Linked DNA regions of Homo sapiens: region 2 is linked to region 1. The links are chromatin loops, found by intact Hi-C in ENCODE. Cell type or tissue: psoas muscle. All regions are shown on one strand. Links, peaks and the distances in the headings refer to the core of each region. The heading gives the core; the rest is flanking DNA.

Region 1 (2,904 bases), core at 312-2,811:
CCAGTGCCTTCTCTCTGGCCTCTGCAGCACAAGCACCCAACTGCAGTCACGTGGTGAGGTCTTTTCCCAGCTCACTGTTAGGCCAGGCCAGAGAAACCCTTAAGGCATGGATGTGGAAGATTCATTTTCGAGTACCAAGGCCCCTCCCATCTGCTTTCTGTCTGGTCCAGCCAGCTGCCTTGGGCTAAGGCCAAGGCCTGGCACCCAGAGCTCTCAGCCCTCCCCACCTACTGCCCAAAGTCCAGCAATGACTTCCCCAGATGAACCCGTGATCCAGGATCAGCAGAAATCAATGAGATACAACAGAGAGGGTGCTAAAGACAGATTGCTGGGCAGGGAATTTAGCCTCTCCGTGCCTCAGTTTTCTCATCTGTAAAATGGGAATAATACAGATGATAGTACCTCCCTCCAGAGACTTTCATGAGGATTCAATGAGCCAATGCCGTAAAGCGCTTGGCACAGTGCCTGCCTTGGTAGCTGCGGGGGGGTTCTGGCGACAGGGTGCCTCCCCTAAAGGGGAGCTGTGTCTTGGTAGATGCTGCCCTGGGGGTCAGGAATAAAGGGGAGCTGCCTTCCTGAGAGCAAGAATGATGCAGAGGGTGGGGTGGCTCACACCTGTAATGTCAACACTTAGGGAGACCAAGGCAGGAGGCTTATTTGAGGCCCTGAGTTCAAGACCAACCTGTGCAACAAAGTGAGACCCTGTCTCTACAAAAAATTAAAAAATTAGCCAGACATGGTGGCACGCACCTCTAGGCCCAGCTACTCAGGAAGCTGAGGCAGGAGGATTGCTTGAGCCCAGGAGGTGAAGGCTGCAGTGAGCTATAGTCATGCTACTGGGCCACAGGAATTAGCCAGGTGCAGTGGCTCACACCTGTAATCCCGGTCTTTGGGGGGCCAAGGTGGGGATGATCACTTGAGCCTGAGGGTTCAAGACCAGCCGGGGCAACACAGTGAGACCCTGTCTGTACAAAAAAATAAAATTTAGAAAAACTTTTAAGAGAAGAATGATGTGTGCGGTGGCTCACACCTGTAATCCTAGCACTTTGGGAGGCCAAGGCGGGTGGATCACATGAGGTCAGGAGCTCGAGACCAGCCTGGCCAACATGGCGAAACCCCATCTCTACTAAAAATACAAAAATTAGCTGGGCATGATGGTGGGCGCCTGTAATCCCAGCTACTCGGGAGACTGAGGCAGGAGAACTGCTTGAACCCAGGGGGCAGAGGTTGCAGTGAGCTGAGATCATGCCATTTCACTCCAGACTAGGTGAGCGAGACTCCATCTCAAAAAAAGAAAAAGAAAAAGAATGATGTGGAGAGACTGACGGTGAGGGCTTGGTTGGGGTGTGCGTATGTGATGAGCTCCTGGAAGAATGGGACCTCTGGGCACCCCTGGTTTGACTGTGCCACCGGATGCCCCCTCCTCCCCAAGCAGTCCCAGCCCAAGGCGTGGGTGGTCACTGTGTGGCCTGAGTCAAGGCACAGTCATGACACACCCAGTCTGCTCCCTGGGGAGGCGGGAATGAATGAAGCCCTTCCGCCCTCTCCCCTCCCCCATCCTTCATCCCCACCCCAGGCTTGAACTGAAGCCAGGAACAGGGTCTGGCAGGAGCTTGGGATGCCCTGCACGTGGGAGCCAACCTTAGCCTCCCCGGGGCCAGCTGCCCACTTAGGTCTCCCCAGACCCGGCCCCACCCCCACACCATCCAGTGCAGCCTGACTGACTCCTGGGACCCTTCTGTTCTCTAGTAGGGAACAGCATGACCTGAACGGCCAGCTGAGCCTCTGATCTCTGCAGCTGTCCTTCTCTCACCACGGCCAAATCAAGGCCCACAGGGAAAGGCAGGAGCTGGAGATCTGCTAGAAGTTTCTACAAACGGGAGGAAGGGCTGTGGGACATCTGACCTCGGCTCTAGGGATATCTGCCTGTTTGGATGTTGCCTTTTATTCTCCCAGTTCCCTGTGATGGAAGATATTGCTTTGTTGAAGCCTTCTTGTGTCTCCCATCTTGTTCTGGAAGCCCCCCCAGGATGGCGCAACATCTCTTCCCTCAGACGTGGGGTGTCTACTGAAGTGAGGTGCTCTGTACCCCCCTCTCATTGGGAGCCCCCAAAAGTGAAAACGGTCCATGTTTCTCTCCATGCACCAAGGCCATGCGTTTTGGGTGAGGGGACAGACAAGCTGCTGACAGCACCCCACCCATCTCACTCCCCGAGACTCCACAGCAAATCCCCTTCCCTACTCCAGCTGAATCCACCTCAGTAGCTGCCTCCTCCCATCCATCTGCCAGGGAAAGGGAAGAGCTGGCCTCTTTGGGGGCTGCTGGGGTACCCCCCACCAAACACACACACTAGTCAGTGGGATGCTCAGGCAAGACCTGCAGGGAAGATGAGCAACCCACTCTGTCCTCCTGTCCAGCTGGCTAAAGGTCACACCTCAGCTGGGTCTGGGGGAGCTGAGCAGGCTCCCCCAGGCAGCATTTCCAGGCAACAGCACCCCCTTCCCGTCCAGAGGTGCAGAAATGAACAGTAGGTCTGAGTTCCAGACAATGACCCCACCTCCAACCAGCTCTGGCAATGAGAGACCAGATGTTTAACCTACCAGGACCTCAGTCTTCCCATCTCCAAAATGGAGTTGATGATTTCTTACTTAGCAAAGGGATCCTGGCCGGGCGTGGTGGCTCAGGCCTGTAATCCCAGCACTTTGGGAAGCCAAGGTGGGCAAATCGCTTGAGGTCAGGATTGAGACCAGCCTGGCTAACATTGCAAAACCCCGTCTCTACTAAAAATACAAAAATTAGCCAGGCATGGTGGTGCATGCCTGTGATCCCAGCTACTTGGGAGGCTGAGACAGGAGAATCGCTTGAACCCTGGAGGTGGAGGCTGCAGTGCGCTGAGATCGTGC
Region 2 (2,904 bases), core at 301-2,800, 65 kb after region 1:
GCAGTCAGACAGTGGCTGGAGTCGGAACAGGAGGGGACTGGCCAGGCATTTCTCTTCATGGAGTCTCAGGGCTTCTCCAGCGGTGGCTTTGGGCTTCCTCACACCATGGTTGCCCCAGGGCTCCCAGGCAAGTGCTCTGGTGAGGAAAGTGGAAGCTACTTCAATGCTATAACCTAGTCTGAGAAGTCACAGAGCGTCACTTCTGCCACAGGCCCAGGCCTGTCCAGATTCAAGAGGAGGGAACGTGGACTCTGCTTCCGATGGGAGGAGTGTCGGTGTCCCATGGTGGGAGCACATGGGGTGGGGCAGCTCGTGGCCATCTTTGGAGATTCAATCTGCCGCCACTAGGAGGAGGCCGGACTGACATTCGAACCCAGGCAGGCCGAATGCAGGTCCTGACTTCTGCATCACCGCTGCATGGGGCTGCCCCAGGACAGGCCAAGTCTCCCAAAGACCTAAAGCAAAACTAAGGATGCAGTGAGGCCCACAGCAAACACCCTTTGCAAATACAAGATGCCTGGGTTCGTTTACTGTGGCTGTCCTAAGAAAGCACCGCAAAGTGGGTGGCTTCAAACAACAGAAATGGTCTCCTTACGGTTCCAGAGGCCAACAGGCTGTGACCGTGGACCGGGCCATGCCTTCTCTGAGGACTCTAGGGAGGGGCCGTCCTTGCCTCTCCCAGCCTCCAGGGTTGCTGGGAATCAGGGGTGTTCCTTGGCTTGTACATGCATCACTGCAGCCTCTGCCTCGGCTTTTACTCAGCCTCCCCCCTGCCTGTCTGTGTCTGCATCTCTCCTCTTCTTACAAGGACATCAGCCGTATTGGACCAGGACCTACCCTAATCCAGTATGATCTCATCCTAACAAATGACATCTGCACAGATCTCTTTTCCAAACAAGGTCACACACTGAGGTTCTGGGTGGACATGAATTTTGGGGACATGATTCAACTCACAATGGCCCTGTCTGATTTCCCAGTCATGGCCTGCCTATGTTCCCAGCCCCTCAAGCTCCGCACAGCCCTTTAAATGGAGGGACATGGCTCCTGGGTCATCAAGCACACCCAGGAGGATGCAGCCAGCCTCAGAGGGCCTAGAACGCAGAGCCCGAGTGGCAGTGGCCACCTTCACTGGGGAGTAAGGTCAGGGAGGAGAGGCAGCCAGAGGGCCTTTGGTAGCCTGCCAGCGCCTCCCTCATTTCCCACATGTCACAGGACTTCTTACGGTCCAGCCGGCTCTGTTCCTCGGTTGTCCCTCCCAAGCACAGTGCGTCCTCTCCTGGGACGGCTCTATTAATAACCCTCATGTGGATGTTCTGGGACGGCCATTCATGCTTCCTGTCCTCACGTGTGGCCCCCACTCTACGCCATTCATGAGAGTGACCCCCAGGCGTGGCTGGCTCCCTCCCTTTCTCCACTGCCAGCGTGTCTGCAGGATCCAAGGTGCCATGTGTTTGCTGTTCACAGTGACCCATGAGTGAGAGGCAGCGGCGTTCACACCATAGTTTAAGTTAACAATGCCCGGCTGGGACGTGCGCTGTGTGGCCCTCCTCGGGGACTGCAGTGTGGCAGAAAAAAACACCCTGAGCTTCCTCTCTTCTCTTTCTCCTGCTGATATTTTGCTGCCCCTAACAATCATTGGATCCAATATAAGCTATAAAAGGCAGCCTCACAAGTGCTGAGCAGGGGAGGGAAGGATGGAGAGGGGTCTGCAGGGGCGACTAAAGATTCCCAGCATGAAAGGCAACTGCTATCTATCAAGGATATTCATCCATCTAACGGGGGTAATAATTTATCCTAGAGCTGTTGCTAAGGCTGAGTTAATATAGCTGAAGTGTACTATCAAGGTTAATGGCACCCACCTGAGTTCAAATCTTTGCACACATCCTCACTTAAATGTAAAAACTCAACAAAGAATGCAAATGAAGCCATGACTCACTCCTTCAACATTACTAGGAGACAGAACCCAACAAACTTCAAATAATCTGCAGGTAGAAAAAAACCACCAAATACCAGCAGACCTCCACTGCCTCTATAGGTCATGAGCAGGGTCAACAGGTCAAGGGAGGCTTAAAGGACTCAGTACAGGCCAGGCACCGGGGCTCACGCCGGTAATCCCAACCCTTTGGGAGGCAAAGGTGGGAGGATTACTTGAGCTCAGGAGTTTGAGACCAGCCTGGGCAACATGGTGAAATCCCATCTCTACAAAAAAAAAAAAAAAAAAAAGAAACAAAAAAAAATCCCCCCCAGATTAGCCAGGTGTGGTGGTGTTTGCCTGTAGTCCCAGCTACTTGGGAGCCTGAGCGGGGAGGATCACTTGAGCCCAGGAGGTCAAGGCTGCAGTGAGCTGTGATCACGCCACTGCACTCCAGCCTGGGTGACAGAGCAAGACCCTGTCTCAAAAAACACAAAGCAAAAAAAACCTGTACATAGATTTTTAAAATATGGATTAAAACATGTAAATGCAAAATATGTAAACATAGTAAACATTGGCCAGGCAACACACCTTTGGTGAGGCTCCTTCCATATGTCCAGTCCTGCACCAGCCATTCCAAGTACATATCCTGTGCAGCTTCCATCCCAGAGGGGGAAACAGACAAGCCACCGAAGAATGTACTGAAAGGTGGCTTCCAAAAAGATATATTCATTTCCCAGCTCCTGGAACTTGTGAGTGTGATCTTATTTGGAACAAAGGTCATTGCAGACGTCATGAAATTAAAGATCTCGAGAAGAGATCATCCTAGATATAGGGTGGGTCCTAAGCCCAGTGACAGGGGTCCTTATAAAAGAAAGGGAGAGAGACATTTGAGACACAGAGATGCAGAGAAGGTCATGTGAGGACAGAGTCAGAGATGGGAGTGGTGCATGTATGAGCTGAGGAACGCCTGAAGCTGTCAGGAGCTAGAG

What was found. A loop is a pair of places that touch in the nucleus more often than their neighbours do. Peaks named below come from ENCODE experiments on the same cell type or tissue, not always from the same donor. Only the 100,000 strongest peaks of a DNase experiment are listed, where the experiment ranks them.
Region 2: a loop joins it to region 1, with 5 times the contacts of the local background. A loop is called at or near these places in 1 of 110 quality-filtered maps.

What each region holds. Positions count from the first base shown.
Region 1 is chr1:11,938,012-11,940,915 of GRCh38, reverse strand. All of the region lies in intron 1 of PLOD1 (procollagen-lysine,2-oxoglutarate 5-dioxygenase 1), which reads right to left. Among named protein-coding and RNA genes, the nearest start is that of PLOD1, 4.7 kb to the right of the region's middle. RefSeq lists enhancers at 1,094-1,986, 949-2,148. In psoas muscle, for the core only: no CTCF peak of the experiment used is centred there; DNase peaks (open chromatin) are centred at 475 and 1,565; H3K27ac peaks cover 1,962 bases.
Region 2 is chr1:11,872,700-11,875,603 of GRCh38, reverse strand. No RefSeq gene overlaps it. Among named protein-coding and RNA genes, the nearest start is that of NPPB, 15 kb to the right of the region's middle. In psoas muscle, for the core only: no CTCF peak of the experiment used is centred there; DNase peaks (open chromatin) are centred at 743 and 1,253; H3K27ac peaks cover 1,627 bases.